Regions from separate parts of the Homo sapiens genome. Here regions 1 and 2 are each linked to region 3. Evidence: chromatin loops called from intact Hi-C (ENCODE). Cell type or tissue: PC-3. All regions are shown on one strand. Region 1 overlaps ANXA10 (annexin A10). Region 2 has its middle 64 kb from the start of ANXA10. Region 3 overlaps ANXA10 (annexin A10).

The links. A loop is a pair of places that touch in the nucleus more often than their neighbours do. Peaks named below come from ENCODE experiments on the same cell type or tissue, not always from the same donor. Only the 100,000 strongest peaks of a DNase experiment are listed, where the experiment ranks them.
Region 1: a loop joins it to region 3, with 8 times the contacts of the local background. A loop is called at or near these places in 4 of 110 quality-filtered maps.
Region 2: a loop joins it to region 3, with 11 times the contacts of the local background. A loop is called at or near these places in 7 of 110 quality-filtered maps.

Annotation. Positions count from the first base shown.
Region 1 is chr4:168,094,225-168,102,224 of GRCh38, forward strand. All of the region lies in intron 1 of ANXA10 (annexin A10), which reads left to right. It overlaps LOC124900170 (a long non-coding RNA gene), which reads left to right. Exons shown (of 2, transcript XR_007058357.1): 1 at 1-5,092; 2 at 7,361-8,000. Among named protein-coding and RNA genes, the nearest start is that of ANXA10, 5.7 kb to the left of the region's middle. In PC-3, no CTCF peak of the experiment used is centred here; DNase peaks (open chromatin) are centred at 2,057 and 4,237; H3K4me3 peaks cover 987 bases; H3K27ac peaks cover 5,333 bases.
Region 2 is chr4:168,024,975-168,032,974 of GRCh38, forward strand. No RefSeq gene overlaps it. Among named protein-coding and RNA genes, the nearest start is that of ANXA10, 64 kb to the right of the region's middle. In PC-3, a CTCF peak has its summit at 3,783 (motif pointing right); a DNase peak (open chromatin) is centred at 3,807; H3K4me3 peaks cover 566 bases; H3K27ac peaks cover 683 bases.
Region 3 is chr4:168,150,634-168,158,633 of GRCh38, forward strand. The region is part of intron 3 of ANXA10 (annexin A10); the gene reads left to right. Among named protein-coding and RNA genes, the nearest start is that of ANXA10, 62 kb to the left of the region's middle. In PC-3, a CTCF peak has its summit at 3,436 (motif pointing left); a DNase peak (open chromatin) is centred at 3,398; H3K4me3 peaks cover 530 bases; H3K27ac peaks cover 405 bases.

The DNA of each region.
Region 1 (8,000 bases), 56 kb before region 3:
CAATTATTTGCTATGCTTCTGAAGCAAATAAAGAAAACTGAAGATTAAAGATTTGGATTTGAGCATACCTAAGAATCCATTTTAAGTACTTTTGATTAGCTATTTTAGAGATGAATGTTATGTTTTATGTATAATCTCAGCAAGCCTGGATGGTAAAATGGTTTTACATAATCAATATCAGTATAGTTTAAAGTAATTTTCTATCTTAAGGTATATGACCCCAGTGGTCAGAATTTAGTGCTAAAAAGGCCAATATTTGAGGCCAAGCTTATCTCTTTAATCGGATGTTCTCAAGCAAGAGACTGGCTCTTCTGTTGACAAGTAATTTCTTATTTTATAATGTGGGTAGTAATTGACTGAGTTGTTTGTTAAAGATATGTCCCTAGATCCTCCTTATTTAGCAGTCCTGATGCAGTATATATAACATCTGAACTTATACACTTGATATAAAAGGGTTACCATTTTTGAGAACCACAGAGATAGGTAGTTCATTACTCTCAAAGTATAGAAAATTTAAATATACTTCAAGCAAGAGACAAGAATCATGGAAAAATGGTTACATTTCTGTAGGAGATAAACATACATAATATGTTAAAATTATTTTCTATATTTCTGGAGTTAGGCGGGCCCCAGTGATTAAGGTAGTTTAAGTGTGCTTGTTACATTAAGAAGGAAATTTATCTTTGGTGCACTAGTGTATTTTACTTATGTGCTTGACTGTAAGACCATCTTTCAAAAGCAAGGTTTAATTAAGAGATTATTGCAAGCCTGAGTTTTGATATATTAGTCAGATATAAATCACATCATAGGAAGATATTATTATAATATTATAATAGCTCTCTTAGAATGGAGGAAATTTTACTATACAGTGTACTTGCCCAAGTCAGGATCTAAACCCAGGTATCTCTACATCCCTAGAGCTCAAATTCTTTTTATTAATATATAATGTCTCTTTAGAATACACCTGCCTCTTTAGAATACAATTTTCTTGTAAAAATTGTTCGCTGATTTTGTCCTGTTTTGTCATCAGCTGATCCCCCTTGTTCATACAGTAGCATCTTATTTACTATAGATTCATTTCTTAGATGATACCCTTCCTTTTGACCTCTAATAGGATTAGAGTTAACTTTAATCCTATTCCCTTTTCTACCCTTTTGACACCTTTTCCTACTTCTATAATATTTATTGACTGACAGAAAATGTTAATCATAGCAGTATGAAAAGTAGGATACATGTTGATATCATATTTCTTACCTAAAATAGCATTATGTATTATACAAACATATAGAAATTATTATAATAATTTACTGTCTATATACATCATCCATACCTTGTTTAATTTAATCTTCACAGCAAATTGTCCTATAAGAATACCATTTAACATGCAAAGGTTTGAAGTTCTTTTGGAGGTACTAGATATTCTACCCAAATGTTTTATACATATTATTTTTGTGTTTGCAAACTTCTAGGACAGTATTATCATCCCCTTTTTCCAGATGAAAATACTAAGGTTCAGAAAAATTAAATACTTTTCCCAGGAGTTAAAAGCCAGTAGGTGACAGATACAGAGGATTCTGTGTAACTCCAAAATCATTTCTACCACACTGAGAGAAAAAAATGCCTAGGTATGATTATTTTTTGTGACCCCAATTAAATGAGAAAAACTTAGCAGCGGTATCTTTACAAAGATGCTTTGACTCATGAGTTTGCCTCAGAATAGCTCAAGAGCACGAAAGTCAGGCAACAGCATGTTAGGCAGTGTCTACTATGGGCAATGAGACATACAGCATTTTAGCCTAACTAGAATAAAAATAAATGCATTGGTTTTTAGCAGTGGATTACATGTAGTGAAGGAAAAGCACTCCATAAATCAGAAATGAATTCAGGGCATATTACCTAGGAGTGATTGCAGACTGACAAGACATCTCATGGGAGGAGAGGCTGTTGATAAGGCAAGATTATTTTCAAGACTGTCTTTTCCTATAGAAAGTAATTCCCAGGACAAAAACTTCCATCCAAGAAATCTGACTTTGATTGTTTATCTGCAGTATGACTTACTGAGCAAATATTATTAAAAGGTTATTCATACTTCAGATTGCTTTTCACTATCACAAGACTACATTGTCTGAACTTTACACACTTTGATTCAACAAAAGTTTTGAATCATGCTGTTATGGCTTCAACTTTTACTGAAACTTCTGTAGAACTAATAAGAGTTGGATTGGAAAAATTAAATTTAACTTTTTCCTTGAACTGGCATGCATGCTTGTTGTAAATTTTTAAAAATATACCATTATAACAACCATAGATTGGTTTTAATCTAGGGGCTGGGCAAACATCACTGTAGCGTAGTGGCTAAAGATACACTTAAATCTAGCCTTTCTGCATAGGATCCATGTGACTGAGCACTACTTGCTGAATCTTTCTGCACCTCAATTTTTTTTAACCTGTTAAGTGTGATAACAGCACCTATCTTATAAGGGTCTCTTGAGAATTGTTTGGCATATAAAGCACCAAGAAGAGTATCTGGAGCATAGAAGCATCCCAAAAAGATGAGCTATTATTCACAGTACCAGTGCCAAAGCTTGAATCCGACTCTGTCTAATTCAAAAGCCCTGGCCTTCAGCTGCCCAATGCACTGCTTCTAGAGGGGAGGTTAAGTTTGTATCCATTACTAATACAAATGCATATATATATATATATATGTATGTATATGTATATACAATACATACATAAGCATATATGTATGTGTATATATACAACAGTCCCAAATTTTATAAAGAAATTTGAGAAACAACAAAAGTTTCACAAGGGGAAATATATTTTCTGTTGTACTTAGCATAATGTTTATTTATAAGTAGATTGTATCATGCAAAAAAATTTCATAAACCCACTTACTTCAATTTCTGGTAACTTCTCTTCTTTATTATGGTAAAACTCCTCAAACTTGTATTACACCCATTATATACATTTCTTCTCCTTCAATTCTCTCCGTATCCATTCATTAGGTTTCTTTCTCAAATGCCCTGCCTGAACTGCTCTTATTAAAGTAAACAATGACCTTCATATGGTTAAATCCCATGCCTAATTCTCTCCTCTCATCTTGCTAGACATATGGGTGTTATTAGACACAATCGCCTTTGCCAGAAGTATTCCAGGGCCAAATTCTTGAAACTCTTCTCCTTCCTCCTTATAGCCTCTCCTTTGGTCATAAGATCCAACATAATGGTTTTAATTACATTCTATATACAGACTCTTTTCTGAATTTATGTCTCAACCCAGAACCTATGCATGAACCCCAGATTCCTGTAACCAAGTGTCTACTCATTGAGTAGAAACTCATCCTCTTATTAGTACAGAAAAAGGAAAGTTAAAAAAAAATTAAGCCTTGCTATTATCCTTGGCTCAGGTTCTCTCATACCTTACATTATCATTGCCTGCCAACTTCTGCAGTGGCTTCCTACCTGGTGTCCCTGGTCCCACCTCCAGGTACTGGTCAGAGAGTAATAAATATCATTGTCATAAACCCTGACCTCTTGAAACATGTATTTCATTGACATATAAGATTCATACTCACTCTGCAATTACACAAAGTAATGGAATAGGAGGTAAAAGTCAGCAAAGAGGATATTTTGAGAAAGCCATCTTGGTTTGAAAGTTCTTAATTTATAATAGCTAGAAAAATAAGAAGACTTCAATTTGTAGAATCACTTGCATTTTTCCAAGTGAGAAGTTAGAACACCTCTCTAGATATGTTGGTTTCTCTTGAATGGACTAGTTTTTGAGATTATTATAAAATTATCTGTTATTTTGACATTATGCTTATACCATTAACATTAATACAGTGTGCCCATTTAAATAAGTATTACTTTAAATCTAAGGCACTCTTGAAATTTAAAAAAAAAAAAGATGTTTAACTATATGTTCTTTTTTTTATTTTTCCTAATTAATCAACTTATTTAACAAACAGTAAAGGAAGAAAGTCATTAGATTATCACAAATGGCAAGCACTAAGAACGTACTTCTTTCCTTAACCCTTAAGGTGAAGTCTTCAGAAATTATGTTTAAGCAATATGAATCATAGTTAGTTTAATGAGTCATTTATTCCTGCAATTAGGTGGAGAGGAAAAGCAGAAAGAAAGGAGTCATTTAAAGGTCATTATTTACCAACTTTTCATTTTTCAGTATAGCCTCACACACACCCACATCCGACCCTTATCTACCTTAGAGTTCTTCTATCAGTAGAAATTATTTGTAATCAGAAGTAGCTCAGCCTGATTCATCAAAAAGGAAGGGATTGCAATAATTTTTAAAAGGAGATTTCAGAGTTTATGCTGTCAATCTCCCAGCATCAGCTTCTTCTAAATAGTCTCCAGCTATTTGTAATACTTTACTCATAGCTTTTGGACATGCATTTGTTATCAAAGGCAGAGTAAAACTTGCTTCCTGGGGCCTATTTTTCCTTGCCAGCATCACAGTCTTACACCACACAGTTATGAATATATTCTTCCTCAGTTATACTTTTATTTATGTCCTCTAGACATTCTGGGTAATTATGCTGGAAGGAACCAGAAAAAAAAAAAGACTATTACAAGTATCATGTACAAAACATAAAAGTAAATCCACACAAGATAATGTGTTTTATATACCCTGTTATAGATACAGTGGGAATCAACTTCACTCACAGCAACTTTGGATTGGCTTTTCATCTTTATTTGGTGGCAATTTGTAATAATAAAGCAACAGAATGTCTTCATGTATTTTATCATTCTATCTCTTAATTGAAACATTTCTGCTATTTTATTTTTAAATAAGCCAGAATGGAAGGCATTGTAGTAATACTTTTTCAGTTATGTAAAAAGAAAGCACTTTAACCACAGCAGATATAGCATTCTTAGTACTGTGAATTAGTAATCGTTTTAAAATATGTAAATCATATTGTATTTTATTGGTGGGTTATTCTTTTGTTGTTGCCCTTAGTACAGTAGTAAACTTCTTGAATTATTGTTCAACCCTTTGGAGATATTGAATAAATGTACATATTCTTCTAGGCATTCATTTAGTTGCCAGTCTGAAAATATTGTTTGAAAAGGTAAGTAAGAAAACGGTCAAAGATGCCGAAAGAGAGAGGCGTCAGTACCTGGGGACACATGCACCTTCTGTGTACCTTTCCTCACCTGTGGGCTGACTGCTGTGTGTTTAATCAAGAGGGCAACTCACATATAGAAAAGTAAATATTCACAGTGAATACAGTAGTCCCTTCACAGTAGAAAAGGGTTAGATTCATGAACCCTCAGTGAAAGGTAATTAATTAGTGGTTTTGAAATAAGACTTTTTCATGTAACAATGGTTACAACTGAACCTAATACAACTTAACGACCAGAAGAAACTCTTCGAGATCTCACTCCCTTCTGGTTCTTATTTTGTTTCATTCTAGATATTGTGAATACTAGAATGACTGTGGGCGGCTATGCTTGGTTTTCCTTCAAGATATTCAATGACTTCTAATTTCATGACTTAGTGGACTTGGTCTTTTTTTTAAATATATGATCCATATGTCTCTGAGTGCTACAGAGACAGAAATGGTTTTTATAAAATGTTATTTTAGTCATTTGGCAGAGGGAAATCAGTATCAAATAATACCTCCTCTCAGAATCACTGGGTTACATATAAACTGTCTGCCAACAATAACAGAGAAACAAGTGAGTTAGTCCCTTTCAAATATTAGGCTTCTTTCTCTCTCCTACAACATGCAAGAGTTCAGCTTTATAATCTAGGTTCATTTCCTTTTTGTTCTTTCTCAATGCTTTTTGCATATTGAGAAAGTTTTCAAACAAAAATTCATGTAATCTAGAATCAGTTGTAGAAATTTTTAAGATAGGTGCACTAAACTCAGAAAACTAGTCAAATGGTGTATTGTAATTAAAGGCATCAGATTAACTTTTCTTACATTTAGTCATGTTTTTAATCTAGATTTTTTAAGTCTGATTTAGAGAGACATGTAGACAGGTTGAATTTTCAAAAATACTTAGCTTTATTGGCAATGTAGCTTATTCTTCTCTCATCTGATTTTGATTTACAAGAACATTCTTTCCTTAGAGTGGGATATAAAACAGATTCATCATGAAATTGTACTTCCCTGTAAGGCTTTCTGTCACCTCACTATGACAATGTGTGAGGCAGGACATTTCCATATGGTTAAGATGATTGTCACCCATCTTTCTATTCACAAACTTTTTCCCTCCTTAAGCCTCTCATACAGGTTCCTTCATCTTTAGCTCTAAGTTCTCTGCTTCTCTCTCTTGTATGGGGTGCTCTTCAAAGTGAAGACAAAAACAACTGGGATCTGTTTCCTGCTACAACTCATTATTATTCTCATGTTTGAACCTCTATCTTAATTCGCAGTTGTAATTCTTGTGAAATTATTTTGTCAAACTATACGGTTTGAAGCTAAATTCAAACCAATGTGGCAATTTCTGATTTAAAAGTTTGCCATATTTAGTTTTATGAGACTAGATATGCACCTAAAAATACTATGTTTAAACTTTTTGTTTTGGGAACATTTCAGATTTACAAGAAAAAGTTGTCAAAATAATTCATAATTTGAATTACCCTTCCCCCAGCTTTCCCTAATGTTTACATTTTATATAACCATATTGAAATTATCAAAACAGGATATTAAAATAAGCACAGTGCAACTAACTAAACCACAGATATTGTTTAGATTATACCAGTATTTCTGCTAATCCTTTGGTTTCCTGCTTGATATGGTTTGGATCTGTGTCCCCACCAAATCTCATGTAGAACTGTAATTCCCGGTATTGAAGGTGGGGCCTGGTGGGAGGTGATTGGATAGTGGGGGCTGTTTCTCATGAATGGTTTAGTACTATTCCCTTGGTGCTGTTCTCATGAGAGTGAGTTCTTGCAAGATCTGGTTGCTTAAAAGTGTGTAGCACCTCCCACTTGGCTCTCTCATTTTCCTTCACTGGCTGTATGATGTGCTGGCTGCCCCTTTGCCCTCCTCCATGATTGTAAGTTTCCTGAGGCCTCCCAAGAAGCTGAGCCCATGCCAGGATCATGCTTCCTGTTCCTGTGGAACTGTGGGTCAATTAGACCTCTTTTCTTTATAAATTACCCAGCCTCAGATATTTCTTTATAGCAATGTGAGAATGAACTAATACACTGCTCCCAGGAGCTAGTGGCCATTGGGAACACTTTTAGGCTTAATCTTACTTTTGACATTTCTTTCTTTTCTCTTTTCTTTGTGTTTTTTTTGGGGGGGAAGGGGACGGGGGGAAGCTTTTCCTTACTTACAGCTACAAGATGCATTAATCTAATCTTGTATTTTTTCTTATTCCAGCCCTAGAATTAACCACTTCTCCAAAACGCCCTGATTCCTTCCATTGAAGACCGATATTTAAAACCAAGATCTGGATACTAGTTATACTCATTGCTACTGGGGTATCACTGTTTATATGCCCTCTTAAGAGTACAGAGCAAAAAATATGTGTGTATACTAACCCATTTATCTGCACACATCTATATTTACTTTTGTACATGTGTATGCATATATGTTTGCATGTATGCATGTCTCCATCTACCTTCCTACTTATCGATTTCTCTGTCTCTATCCATACATCTATCTACCATCTATCTTCATACTAATACCTCCAATCTAATCAACAACACCGTTCTAACCTTCACCATTATTTGTTACTTCTTTCTCAGACAGTGAAAACTAAGACTATCAATATCTGAAACCTGTTTGCTTATTTGTTTAACCCTACCATACATGTAGTTTAAAACTTGCTAAGCCATTACTCTGTGAGAAACAACTTTACCAAGAGGAGTACATTGTTTGGATTATTTTTATTTTTAGCTTTACAGTTCAGTCAAAACACTATTTTCTAAAGTTACTTAGGGCACATCCCCTCTCTCCACTGAGCTTATTGTGGTTATGAGATTTATTTGTTATATAAATAGATAAATTTGCTACAAAC
Region 2 (8,000 bases), 130 kb before region 3:
GGCAGGTAAACTATAGGTTTGCCTTTCTTCATGGTCCAGGACATATAGCCCTCCTGCACAGATGATGTGCATAACTCACAATCTTCCCCTACCCAACTTATTATAAAATACTTCAATTTATCATCAAACACCTTGCATGATGAAAAAATGCAAGTTAGCTCCCTGCAACCTTGGCATTGTCAGTACCTCATGTAGCACTCTTCAGCGCAAGTTACAGACTATAAAATGCCCGGCAACCCTTTGTTTCCTGGCAGGCAGCTCCTCTTCTGCTGACCTACCTGTTGCCTTCAAGAATGTATTTTCATACTTTCTTTAATACATCTGTCTTTATTTACCTACAACTGTCTTGGTAAATTCTTCTTATTCCCATGCCACCAGCCCCAGATAGTTGCTGCTTACTCGGAGAATATATGAAATTATTTTGTTCTAAATCCAATAATAAAAATAGGTAGTATGAATACACATATGCACACACACACACACACACACACACACACTGAGAGAGAGATAACATAAAAAATACAAACCAGTTCTTTCTTCACCAATATATTTATTGAGATGTAAGGCCTAGTGAACATAAAAGCTGATTATTTGATGTTAAATGTAAATTTTAAATAGTTTTTTTAAACATTATCTAAAAAACAATAAGAGGAAAATGGAGGAGGAAAATAATGGCTTTAGTATATTCACCACTGTAGAAAAAGTAAATAAAGAAAAATCAGTTCATAGACTAGACTGAAAAGGAAAGAAGAATAAGCATTCTCGGCAGTGGCATTTTTCCCCCTGTGGAATTATAAGCATGTGAAAACTGTAGGATAAGGCTGCAAGTGCTCTCATTATCACATCTTTACCATAGCTGCTATTATGCCATTGTGTGATAAAAACTCCTGGAAGTTTGGCATATGCCACCATTCACATTCACATTTTGCTATACATGACTCTTCTCCTCAAAACTTTCATATATTTTATTTAAAAGGTAAAGGAAGTCATTTATATTTCATTCTCTATATTTTTTTAATGAATCCAAAGTGAAATTTAGGTCAACATACAGCAACCACCACCAGCTAGGAAATCCTCTGTGTGGCCTGACGGACAAGCTTCTTTAATTATTACAAAGTATATGGAATCACATAAGCAGTGGTCTAACCACGTTCTCATATTTGCATAGAGCTCTGCCTCCTCATGGGAAAACATTTAAACATGTCTTCAATAGAGGTTAGACTATTTATAAGCATGTCTGACAGACCATGGAATGGGATGTCTTTTGGATGTCATAGAGTCATTCTCTGAAGTAAAAGCAGCATAAGTAAGGAATGTGAGTCAAGAAAGACCAAATTCAGCAGGGCAGTCTGAGTGAATGCAGAACATTATGAGACTATACTTTTCCTGAGATGCCCTTCACGGTTGTGTTTGGGACAATGGGAGGCCTGAACAGAGAGACTGGCTTCAGTATCCAGAAGAAGGTCTACCCTCCTTGCTTCAGTTTCCAGAATCACCTGGGGCTCCTGGGCAGTTATGGCAGTTTGGGCCACTAGAGTCAGGGAAATGAGCCCTGGGACCTGTCAGTCCTGTTGGATCATTTGTGAGACCAGTTCTGGACCCAGTGACCTATGTCTCCAAGGGCAATCTGACCTCCAGTGGTTCCTGCCACAGGCTGGACAGGGTTGGGGTGGCTTCTTCTTACTGTCCGGACAGTTATTCTTAACGTGTCCTGATTTGCCACACTGATAGTAATTAGTGGATGTGCCTCAGGGATTCTGGACTTCACAGGCCTCCGTCCTTCTCCTGTGCTTCCTCTGTTTTTCCTGGACCTCCTCCTGATCCCTGTTGTAAAAGGCCAAGGTGGCCACCCTCAGGAGGTTCTCCAGAGTACTATCTGGAACTATAGACTGTTTCTGTAATTTTCTTCTAATATCAGGGGCTGTCTGAGTAATAAACCTCTCCTTTAGGATTAGCTGTCCTTCAACTGAGTCAGGAGACATGGAAGTGTGTTTTATTATGGCCTCTTTCAGCCTTTCCATGAAAACTGAGGGATTCCTATCTGGTCTGTGATCTATTGTGACCAATTTAGAGTAATTAAGAGGTTTGGCCCTAGTTTTTTGTAGGCTTTCCAATATGTACATTAAAAAGTGTTTCATTTTCCATTCATCTGTGGGGTCACTAGGGTCGCAGTCAGGGTTTTCAAGGGGTATTGCCTCTCTTCCTATTGGGAATGGTTGTTCCATAATTTCCTTACCTTCCTTATCTCCTCTTTTCCTTTTTAGCCTCTCATAAGAAACATGTTGTTCATCCCTGAATTTTTCTGTTGTCTGTAGAGCTGTCTGTCTCTCAGCGGCTCTTAAGGTTTGGTTTAAGAGTAATACAACATCTTTCCATGTGAGGTTACACAACTGGGCTAGATTTTGGAAAGCCTCTACATACCTGTCGGAGTCTTCAGAGAACCTACCCAGGTCTCCTTTTATTGGTCTAAGGTCTTATTATAAGAAGGGAACCTGAACCCTAGTGGCACCACACCCATCAGGCGTTTCTTGTAGTGGTAAAAGTGAAACTGGGGAAGTGGGGAGTGTTGAAAGTGGTGGAACTGGAGGAGCCAATGGTGCAGTTGGAGGAAGGGGCCCCAGATAAAAGGGAAAAGAAGACTGAGACACTCAATAGTTGTCTTACAGGATAACCCAGGAATTTGTTTTCTTAGCTTTGGGGAATCATTCCCCATGGTGATATGATTGTTTAAAGAGCTGGGTCAATTGTGGATCACTTGTAGAGGTCTGGGTTGTCCCACAGGGCAAAGAAAGTCTGTACACAGGGGACCTCGGACCATTTGCCTTCCCATCTACAGAAAAGATCTAATTGTTGGATAGTATTAAAATAAAGATTTCCCTCAGAAGGCCGGGTTTGTCCATGCGCAAGCTGGTAAGAAGGCCAAGCCCTTGTGCAAAAGAATGTGAGCTGCTTTTTCTTCAGAATTTCAGGGTCAAAGGAGTTCCAGTGCTTCTGAATGCATTTGAGAGGAGTGCAGGCTGAAGATGGTTTGTTAACCATCTAGAAAGGTGTCCCTTAGTCTTCTCCCTTTGTTTGGAGTGACCCAGGTGGAGAGGAAGGCAGTGCGGGCATGCCCCCATTATCCTCCTTCCTTTGTTGCCTGTGCCTCAGCATCTGTTAAAGGTGTCATCCATGGACGTAAGTGTGACCTCCACCCATGGACCCGGAGGAGTGGGTCAAGCAGGAATGATCACGCTCATCTGTGTGAGACCCAAGTCCTCTGCTGAGAACTCCCCTTTGATTCCTTAGATTTGTGTGGTTGGTGTGTCCCTACTAGAGAAGGATCTCAGGAAAGACTATGTAACTGTTGTATTTGGGCCAGGCCCTTCAGTGAAAGGAGTATTCTGGGTTGAGTCCTATATTCTGTTATTATGGCCCAAGTTAAAGTATTTATCCTTAGGCTGTGGTTCTGATTGACTTTTAATCATAGGATCTCTTCTTTATATAAATGTTATTCCACTTGGAGGTGGAATAGGTGTCTCAAAAGAATGTAAGGATCATGACTGTCTTTCTGTTGATGGAGACGGTATTGAGGCCAAAATCTGCTGATGGAGACAGTATCGAGGATTAGAAGAACTGCTCTCTTCTCTGCGTCATAAGCAGTGTTTTCCTGTTCACAGAGAGGACATAAGTTCTGGTTTCTAGTGGAGGGGCTCAATAGGTAGAAGAATTGGGAAAGCAGAGGCTTTTGGCCAACAGCCAACAGGCTTCCCCATGGAGAAGATTTCCATTCCACTAGGTGGCATTATAAACCTGGAACTACCAGGCTGTAGTTTTGTTTCCAAATGCTCTCTAGACAATGTGTTGAGAGAGAAGTCTGAAGTGTGACAGGCCATCCCCACAACATGCCTTCCAGTAGGAGGAAGTTAGTTCATCTCATGGAAAGACTATCTAGTTCAACTGGGCAGTGTTGACTCCTCATATGAGAAAAGAAACAGCCCAAATGAAGAGGGGGCCATCACTGACAGGGTGGGGGGGCGGCAGATAGCCCCCTGTCTAACCCTAGGAAGTGTCATCATTGGAGTTAAATGATCTCCTAGACCCAGATCGTGAAATCCTCCTGTTTCTAAAAAGTTACAAAAACAGTAATCTCTTGAGCTACATTCGTGATTGCTAAGGCACTTGTTAATCCTGCCTAACAAGTCTATTTCCCCAAGTCGTAAAAACTGCCACACTATTGTATACAGAGAGGGAATAGGAGACACAGTAGCCATGGAAAGAAAGGGAGAAAACTGTGATAGGAAAAGTTTGGAGGTTCTGTTGCTGATACCCACTGGGTGTTAGGGTGTGACCCCAGCCAGAAACTTTCAGTTGCCTCAGGACCTTTTCCAGCCCCATGCAATGGCTAGGCTCCCCATGAAAGGAAACCAGTTTGGAGCATAGCCAACATTCCCAGCACTCTGAGTGTGCTGGGGGATTAGCTAAGTCCTCCCCAGCAAGCCTGTCATCTGTGTCTTTAGACAGATGGCCATGCTTGTCATGTTTAGATGGCCAACAGATGCCTGGTGATTTTCTTGATTTGATAAAAATAAGTACCAGAGGGCTCGGAAATGAAAGTAAAGGTTGGGGTCTGCTCCAAGTCACCCTTTCAATGAAATCCTGGATGAGCCTCCAAAAGAAAAAGGTCTCATTGTCTGAGGTGTCACCTGAGGTTCTTGGTCTCATGGCAAAGGAAATCAAGGATTTGGACATTCTAAAGGTGAGGTTAGAGTAGAAGTTTAATAAGTGAAAGGAAGAAAGTTCTCTGGAGTAGAGAGGGGTCCCAGAAAGACGGGTTGTCATTTTACGGTGAAAAATAAGGGTTTTAATAGATAAGTTGTTCAGGAGGGGTGTTTCATTTACATAAGGTGTGAATTTCTGAGTCCCCACCCCATCCTTTCTAGTGTGTATGTGGGCTTCTTAGTTTGAGTTATTCTATGTTGTCTCTTCCTGTTGTGTATGTGTAAAAACGGCAGGGGGTAAAACACTCGGAGGTGGACATGTCTGGTTCAGGGTAGTTCTTATCAATGTTGTTGTAGGTACTCCTCCTGTGTAAGTCTCCTTGTCTGAGTATTTCTTTTTTTTTTTGAGATGGAGTCTCCCTCTGTCGCCCAGGCTGGAGTGCAGTGGCGCGATCTCGGCTCAATGCAAGCTCCGCCTCCCGGGTTTGTGCCTTCCTCCTGCCTCAGCCTCCCGAGTAGCTGGGACTATAGGCACCCGCCACCAAGTTGGCTAAGTTTTTGTATTTTTTAGTAGAGACAGGGTTTCACCATGTTAGCCAGGATGGTCTCGATCTCCTGACCTCGTGATCCGCCTGTGTTGGCCTCCCAAAGTGCTGGGATTACAGGCGTGAGCCACCGCACCCGGCCTGAGTATTTCTAAGAAGGAAGAGGACTGTGTTTGCTGGGGAACACTGTATGTCTGTATGTCACGTGGGAAGCCCCTTTCTGTGTTAGAGTTTATCTCCCTTATCTGTGTTTGTAGCCTGTTCTCTCAGGCTGCTCTTTGTTGAAAGAGAAAGGACCTCTTGGGTTGTTTTTTGTTAGAAGGGAATTCTACCGAGGACCCTTGCCCTAACTATCTGCCTAGCTGATTTCTCTCTCTCTCTTCTGACAGTATTTTTAATTTTACCTCTCTTATGGTATGTAATGGATTTCATTGTGATTTTTATTTTGTATTTCCCTGATGAGTACAGGTGTTCAGTGTCTTTTTCATTTTGCAGACCTTCAGCTGTGAAATGTTGCTACAAATATTTTGTCTATAATTGTGTTGTACTTTTTACTATGTAATATTAAGCATTTTTGTATGCTCAAAATATAAGTTCTTTGATATGTATATGGCAAATATTCTCTACCACTTTTTGGCTTACATTTTCACTTTTTTAACAATGTCTTTTGAGCCTTAGAGAGTTTTAATTTTGAAAAAGAACAATGTGTCTGCGTGTATGTATGATGTATACACACACAGACATACACACACTATCTTGTCTCACTTAAGAATGGGGATACATTCTGAGAAATGCATCCTTAGGAGATTTCATTGTGCTACCACCATAGAGTGTACTTACACAGACCTAGATGGTATAACCTACTACCTACCTGGGTAATACAGTATAGCCCATTGCTTCTAGGCTACAAACCTCTACATCATGTTACTCTACCGAATTCTGTAGGCAATTGTAACACAATGGTATTCGTATACCTAAACATATCTAAACATAGAAAAGGTACCATAAAAATACAGCATAAAAGATTTTTAAGTGATAAACCTAGATAGGACACTTACCATGAATGGAGCTTACGGGACTGGAAGTTGCTCTGGGTGAGTCAGTGAGTAAGTGGTGAGTGAATGTGAAAGCCTAGGACATCCCTGTATACTACTGAGGACTTATTTTACACTAAATTTACTCAAAAATTTTTCTTTACTAATAAACTAACCTTAGCTTACTGTAACTTTATAAAATTTCTTTAAAATTTTTAACTCTTTTGTAATAATTCTTAGCTTAAAACACACACACTGTACAGCTGAACAAAAATATTTTCTTTCTTCCTTATTCTATAAGTATTTATGTATTACTTTTTAAATTATTTTGTTAAAAATGAAGACACAAACACACATATTAGTGTAGGCCTACACAGGGTCAGCATCATAAATGTCACTGTCATCCACCTCTACATCTTTTCTTACTGAAAGATCTTCAGGGAGAATAACATGCACGAAGCTGTCATCTCCTGTGATAACAAGGCCTTCTTCTGGAATACCTCATGAAGGACCTGCCTGAGCCTATTTTACAGTTAACTTTTTTTAATAAGTAGGAGGAGTACACTCTAAAATAATGATTAAAGGTATAGTTTAATTAATATGTATACTAGTAACATCATTTATTTTCATTATCAAGTATTATATACTGTACATAATTGTATGTGCTATATTTTTATTCAACTAGCAGTGCAGTAAGTTTGTTCACATTAGCCTCACTACAAACACATAAGTAATGTGCAGCACTATGACGTTATGATGGCTATGATGTCACCAGGTGGTAGAAATTTTTCAGTTTCATTATAATCTTATGGTGGTTCATTGTTAACAGAAACACCATTATGCAGCACATGAGGATAATATGTAAGTACTTATGGTTTGTGTTTTTTGTGTCCTGAGAAATCTGTGCCCAATCCAAGATCACAAAGATATTTTACATTCTTTTTTTAGAAGTGTTACAGTTTTAGCTTTCACATTTAGGTTTTGGATCTCTTCCAATTATTTTTCTATATGTATATGGTGTAAGGAAATGGTTGATGTTATTTTTTTAATCACTATCACTTTTGTCAGCATCATTTTTGAAATTAGAGAAAAATACTTCCCTATTGGGGTCCTTTTGTTGAAAAACAATTGACAAAATATGTATGGTTCCATTTCTAGATTATCTCCCCATATGTCTATCTTTTGCAAACACCATGCTGTCTTGATTACTGCAGCTTTATAATATGGCTTGATGTCAATAAAAGTAAATTAATCCAATTTGCTCTTTTTTCCCAAAATTGTATTATATTTTTCCTTTATACAGTCTGTTAAATATTTGAAGAGACATGTCCATTTCTACCTCATTCCAAGAACAAGAGCCTGCTGAGGTTTTGAATGTACTTGCATTGAATCTATAGATCAATTTAGGAAAAACTGACATTTTAAAGTGGTTGAGTCTTCCAATACCTGTACATGCGTATTTTAAAACTTTTTTTGAGGTCTTATTTTCTTTAGCAACGTTTTGTAATTTTTAGTAGTAGTTTCAGGTCTTGCACATACTTAGCTAAATTTATCTCTAAGTGTATTATACCTTTGGATGCTAGTTTAATCTGTATTTTTTTAAAATAATATTCTAATTGTTCATTGCTAGTGTATAGGTACTTTTTTGAATATTACCCATTTAATAAATTGCCTCAAGAAATTCACTTATCCATTCTTTTAGCTTTTTGTAGATTCCTTCA
Region 3 (8,000 bases):
TTATGAAAGGAGAAACACGCACATGCGCAGTTAAGCTTCATACCTCTCCACAGGACCCACGTTCAAAACATGGTGGTGTTAGCATGTTGCGAGGGTGGAATTTTCAGCCCTCTGACACTGAAAGGTGACAGAAAACCCTCACTGCACATCCTCCATAGACTGGCCAGAACCACTAAGCGGTCAGTGGTCTCTAGCCAGGAAAGAATGCTGGCTGGTTGTTTTGTCTAAACCACAAAAAGGAGAGGCAGTGTAAGAGGGTTGGTTGATATCAGGGGTGGAGTAAGTCTTTCCAAAGGGCTGGTTTCTGGTTAACTCTTAGGAAAGAAAGGCAGTGAGCTAGGGAGGGGGTACCATAAGGTGTATTCTAAATTCCATCCCATCATTGCTAGGAACTCAGTTTTCAAGATTGCTCTGGGGCCCCCTTGGCCAGGAAGGGGTTCATCCAGTCAGTTGAGGGACTTAGGATTTCATTTTAATTTTTCAATATAATATAAAATGATGCAAGTATTTACATAGTGACCACTGGGGGAGGGAGATAGAATTAAGATAAATTCTAAATTTCACTTTATACAGCATGCATCATTGATATTTAAACAGCAAAGAACATTTTAAATAATAATAGAAAAAGCCATATAAGTGAAAAGCATATGAAACTATTCCCCTGAGCATATTCAGACAAGAAAGATGTTAGTCTTACTTCTATTTCTTGCCCCTGTTTATCCATAATAAGATAAAGGTAAGACGAATAAGAAATAAGAAAATGCCATTTTATTTTTAATTTAAATGGAGTGGTTAGAATAGCTGCAGCAAGGGTAGTCTGCAGTTTCATTGGCAACACAGAACAGCTCAATTTGCAAAGCAAGTACTCATTAGCTTAATGTAAGGCCAAGCTGTGATTCCAGCAGAGTCTGCTTTAGGGCAAGTCTTCGGAATACAGGAAAGCAGAGGCAGTCCAGCTGGGGAAAGTCACGCTGCAAAGGTTGCATTTGAAAAGTGGTGTATATATATATAAATCCTAGTGAGAATTTAATACTCTAATTAGAGAACCTATTTGAAGGCTCCACTTTGAACTTGTAATGTTCAGTTATTTAAACATGTTATTCGATATTTATCTTCCCAACTGAAAGTAACACCTCCTTCCAGTGTCCTGATAATAGCATGCTATTCCCATTACTATAGCACTTACCAAATTTTGTATTGTAATTTAATTGTAATTCCTGTATTTCTCTCCACTGAAGAAAACTGCTTGATGATAAGGACCTTCACTTATTTATGTTCAAATTGCCAAGAATGACTCCAAACAAATAATTGTTGAACTACAAGTAGTCCTCATTCACTCTTTCATTCACTCATTCATTTTGTACCTATATTGTAAGTGACGACTATGTAACAGGCACAGTTCTATGGGCTGGTGAAATAGCCGTGAAGAAAACAGACCAACAGCTCTGCATGATGGAGCTTACATTCTACCTATTCCACCTGGGTGGGAGAGATCATGCATAGAAGGCAATAAATGCTTTGGAAAAAAAGCAGAAGCCAGGTAAGAAATACAGGAAGTGTGGGGAGATGGGGTGTAATTTTAAACAGGATAAACAGGGCAGGCTTCACTAAGAAGGCAGAGGGGGTGGACCCTGTGAATACCTAGGGGAAGAACATTAAGGGCACAGTGAAGGGCAAAAGTAAAGGCCCTGACTCCCACAGATCTGCTATTCCAGGTTCAGAAAGAAGCCCGCTGTAGCCAGAGCAAGAGAAATCAGGAGCAAGGAGAATTGTAGGTGATGAAGTCAAAGTTACCAAGAAGATATTATGTATCTTGTTGACCATGTAAGGACTTTGTCATTTACATGGGAATAAAACACTGAGTGTTCATTTTCTTCTAAGATCAAGTGTATAAAATAATGGTATAGTTTATTTTGGAGTGTGGCTTGAGAGAAAACATTTTGAGCAGAGGAGTAACTAATTTGATTTTTATTTTCCCAGGATCACACTCTCAAGGTTGTTGAAGGAGATTGCAAGGTACAAGGACAGAAGGGAAACTCGCTTGGAGGCTATTATATATACATAATAAATAAGTAAATTACATATATATATATGTATCGCCTCCCAGCAATTCTATTTATATAAAATATATTTTATGTAAATAAAATATAACTCATAGGGCTTATTTAATATTTAATATATAAATAATATCTATATTATATATATAAACAATATATCTATTGTTTTTGAGACAAGGTCTCACAGTTAGTCACTAGGCTAGAGTGCCACGGGACAATCACAGCTCACTGCAGCCTCACCCTCACGGGCTCAGGTAATCCTCCCACCTCAGCCTCCAAGTAGCTAGGACTACAGGTGCATGCCACCACACTCAGCGAGTTTTTGGCATTTTTTGTGGAGACGGGGCTTCGCCATCCTGCCCAGTCTAGTCTTGAACTCCTGGACTCAAGCAATCTGGCGGCCTCAGCCTCCCAAAACACAGGCATGCACCACTGTGCCCAGCCAGAGGCTATTATATTAACAAAGGAGAGTGATGATGGTGGCCTGGGTAAAGATCGTAGCAGTAAAAGTAGTAACAGTTCATCAGTTTCTAGATAGATTTGTAAGTTGCAGACAATAGAATCCATTGACAATCGGATATAGCAGGGGTAACCAAGGAGAAAATACAGTCATGGGTTCTTAGTTTCTGTTTCTGGTTGGGCCAAGAAAGGGCCTTCCCCATCCCTCTTTTCTGCTTATCACTAGAGAGAGAAACTAAAAACCATGGCTTCAAGCTGCTAAAAGCCTAAAGCAAAAAAAAAAAAAAAAAAACAAAAACAAAAACAAAACAAAAAAAAAAACCAATAACAACAACAAAATAAGACAGGTTGGACAAGCTTGGGATATAGTAAAGGTTGCAAAAAATACGGGAAAACTGTGAGGTGAAGAGAGACAGACAAAGATGGGGGACGGTAGAGAAGGAAACAACCTAACTAATCATGTTTTATTTGCAACAAGTTACTTAAGGTTTTGTGGGGTTGGAAAGACATATATTGAATGCCTATAATATGCCATAAAATATTTTCAGAATTTTACCTGAGTTAAATCTTTTAACATTTATATCAACTCTGCGAGGCAGATGCTGTGATTATTTTCACTTTGCAGATTGTGAAACAGACACAAAGAAGTTAAGGAACATATTTAGAATCTCTTAGCTGGTATTTTGCACTGTGAGGATTCAAGCCTAAAAACCCTACCTCCAGAACCTGTACATTCGAACATTAGATGATATCTGATATTGTTTATTTTCCTGAAATTATATTATTTCTTTTTTTTTTACAAAATTAGTTCACTGTAACTATAGCTATGTATACACACACACACACACACACACGCACACACGCGCGCGCGCGTGCCTCTGAGTTGAAAACAAAGATACAAGCGCCATCTACTGGCACTACTAATCTCAGTCTACAATTCAGCATTAGTACAAAAATATCATATGTAAAGGGAAGAAATATGTTGTGATACATGTGTAGGGTGGGAGTAGTGATCAAATAAATGTGACTAAAGGTTAAATAACAAACTTTTGCAATGCTTGCATAGTCTTCAGCTTGAACATTGCCTTTTTTATCCTTTACCAAGTTTTTCTTTATCCACATTCATCCATTATTCTTTCATTTGCTTATACATTCATGTATGTATTATTTATAAGCTGTACTCCACATATTTTGTGCACTCAGTACTTTGCTAGAGCTAGATGCTGAATTTTGAAGAATTTGTGAGAAAGTCCATGTCCTGATAGACTTTTGGGGGAAATATGCACATATATTTATCATATAATGTGGTCACTGAAATATAATAAACGCAAAGATAAAGCAGTGGTGGCCAGGAAGTAATCAATTTCACTTAGGGATAGAAGAAGGCCCATGGAAGAGATGATCATTTTAATTTTTCTACCTTTCTATCAACTGTCAAGTGCCACTATCCTGTAGAGATAAAAGTATATTGAATTGATCCATTTGCATTCAAACCTTCAACGCATTGCCACAAGATTTATTTTAAAATGCCTAAAATGTGCCACAGGTACCACCTATTTGCTATGTTCATCACTTTGGTCGCATATAATTAGTGGCTTCCTATGGTGCTAGCTATGTCACCTTTGTGTGCCTGATTTTCTTATCTACATAGTGGAATGAATACAGTTCCTAACTCACAGGGTTGTTGTAATAAATTATTACAGTTATTCTAATATTCAGAATACCATCTGACAAATATTAAGTATTCAGTAAATGCTAGTTGTTATGATAATCATCACATTCTTCTGCCTGGCCTACTCAACTTTCCATTATTAGGGCCTCATGGTATACCCTTTGCACTACAAGGACATCCAAAGTCTCTTTTGAAATATTCAGATTTCAAATCAACCCAACATTTACTGAAGGCTAGCTGTATACTTCACAGGCACGTTTCACTCTACCCAGAACAGTACCTTCTCTGTCCTGAAACATTATTTATTGTTGGTATCTCCTAAGCCTTTGCCTGATCAAATCCCACTTTATCTTTCAAAGCTCACCTCACAACTACGCTTTCCACGAACCTTCATTTTATGAATAATATCTCTAATTTATACATTCGTACAATTCTGTAAGTTTCAAAGCCTTGCCCTTATATTGCCTCTCTTGTTGGCCCTTAGTAATATATATATTATATTATATGTATTACATTATATATAATATATTATATATTATATAATGTATTATATATTATATTGAATGTATTATATATTATATATTATATTATACATTATATTATATATAATTATATATAATTATGAATTATATATTTTATAATATATAATTATAAATTATATATTATATAATATATAATTATATATTATAAAATATATAATTATATAATATATAATTATATATTATAAAATATATAATTATATAATATATAATTATATATTATAAATATATATAATTATATAATATATAATTATATATTATAAATATATATAATTATATATAATTATACATTATATAGTATATTATATATAATTATATATTATAAAATATATAATATATTATAAATATATAATATTATATAATATAATATATGATATATCATATATTATATATTATATAATATATGATATATCATATATTATATATTATATATAATATATAATATATGATATATTATATATGATATATGATATATCATATATAATATAATATATCATATATGATATATCATATATTATATGTTATATATAATATATGATATATCATATATTATATTATATATCATATATTATATGTTATATATAATATATGATATATCATATATTATATTATATGATATATCATATATTATACATAATTTATATTATATGTTATATATAATATATTATATATAGTATTATATTATATATTATATATTATATATCATATATTATATATATTATATATAATATTTATTATATATAAATATTATATTTATTTATATTTATATATATTATATATAAAAATAATATATATTATATATTATATATATTATATTATATATTATATATTATATATAATATATATTATATTATATGTAATATGTATTATATTATATATAATAGTATATATTATATATAATGTATATATTATATATAATAGTATATATTATATTATATTATATATAATAGTATATATAATATATAATATATTATATAGTATATATGTTATATAATATATTATATAGTATATATAATATAATTAATATATATTATATTATATATTATATAGTATATATTATATATACTATATAATATATAATTTTATATATATAGTAGGTGACCACATTGCTTTTTAAGTGCATATTTCTTGTTTTTTGTTTTGTTTTGTTTTGTTTTTTTGAGACGGAGTCTCCACTCTGTCACCCAGGCTGGAATGCAATGGCGGGATCTCAGCTCACTGCAAGCTCTGCCTCCCAGGTTCACGCCATTCTCCTGCCTCAGCCTCCCAAGTAGCTGGAACTACAGGCACCCGCCACCATGCCCAGCTAATTTTTTGTATTTTTAGTAGAGACGGGGTTTCATTGTGTTAGCCAGTATGGTCTCGATCTCCTGACCTCCTGATCCTCCTGCCTCGGCCTCCCAAAGTGCTGGGGTTACAGGCATGAGCAACCATGCCCGGCCCCTATTTCTTGTTTTTATCCATCTTGGTGATGTTTGGCTGGAGTAAAGGGACAAACACCTGGCCTCCAAACAGGAGACTCTATTAATTTTGAATAATTTTACAAACTCTTCCTCTTACCTAGGATTCTCATGTCACCTCTATCCTCAGGCTTATTAAAAAATCATTCCTCTAGGGCACCAATATTAATGATGAAGTTCATATTTTTTCTAAGGTACACTAGCGTGGAAAAAATGCTAAAACTACTAAATTACCTGATAAATAACTTGAAACCAGTGATCTAGTGGTATGGCATATAAATTTGAAAGTAGTGAATAAATTGAAGACTTTGAAAATACATTATAGATGCCAAAATAACATTTTAAAATTAAAAATTCACAATATTGAGTACAATTTCTATAAAATAAACTTTATTTATGTTAATACAGTTTGAACACAACACAATCAAGGTATAGATCATTTCTTTATATTTTTTTTTCTTTTTTGATACAGAGTCTTGCTCTGTCTCCCAGGCTGGAGTGCAGTGGCATGATCTCGGCTCACTGCAACCTCCGCCACCCAGGTTCCAGTGATCCTCCTGACTCAGCCTCCCGAGTAGCTGGGATTACAGGCGCCTGCCACCACCCCTGGCTAATTGTTATATTTTTAGTAGAGACAGGGTTTCAGCATCTTGGCCAGGCTGGTGTTGAACTCCTGACCTGACTCTACCTGTCTCAGCCTCCCAAAGTCTTGGGATTACAGGCGTAAGCCACCACGCCCGGCCAGTATAGAGCATTTCTAATACCTCCAGACTTTGTGTCTGCTCCTTTGCAGCCCATCTCCTGACATCCTCCTGCTGAAAGAAACCACTGATCTGCTTTCTACTTGTCCTTATAGATGAATTTTTGCTATTTCTAGAATTTAATATAAATGTAATCATGTCATATGTGCTCTTTTATGTCTAGATTCATTTTCTCAGAATAATGTTTTTAAGGTTCACTTGTGAAGCTATGTGTATTCTTTTATTGCTATTTTTCTAGTGCATATATATACCAATATTTGTTTATTCATTCACCTGTTGATGGACATTCATTTTCAATTTGGGATTATTATGAATAAATGTGCTATAAATATTCCTGTTCTTTGGGTTTATAAATGTTCATTTTTGTTGGTTAATAGGAATGCATTTGATGGATTGTTTTTAAATATATGTTTAAACTCATGAGAAACTACAAAAGAGTTTGCTAACGTGGTTGCAATATATTACATTCTGATCAGTGATGACAGTTCCAAATGATCCACATCCTCACCAACACCTGGTATTATCAGTCTTTTAATTTTAGCTGCTCTAGAGAATATGTGGTGGTATCTCATGATGGTTCTAATTTCCATTAGTGTCATGACCAATGTTTTAAGCATGAAAACATTTAAACATTCCACAGGCTTATTCCCAGTTTGTAAGTTTTATTTGGTGAAGTTCTAGTTGAAAGGTCTTGTCCATGTTTTCATCAGAATGTCTTAACTGGGTTTTAAGAGATTCTTGTATCTTCTGGGCACAAATCTTTTGTCAAATATGTGAAGTGACAACTGTGGTTCTCTTTTACTTTCTTCAAAGTTCCTTACAAAAATTTAAGGTTTTTATTTCAAAGAAGTTAAATTCATCATTTTTTCATATATTGTTTATTCTTTTATGTATCATGTAAGAATTTTTTGTCTACACCAAGTGGCAAAGATTTGTTCTGGTACTTTCTTCTAGAAGATTTAGTTTTGGCTTTTCTTTTTAAGTATATAGCTCTAGTACAAATTGAAATAGAATATATCAGTAAGAGCAGACATCCTTGCCTTGTTCTCAAT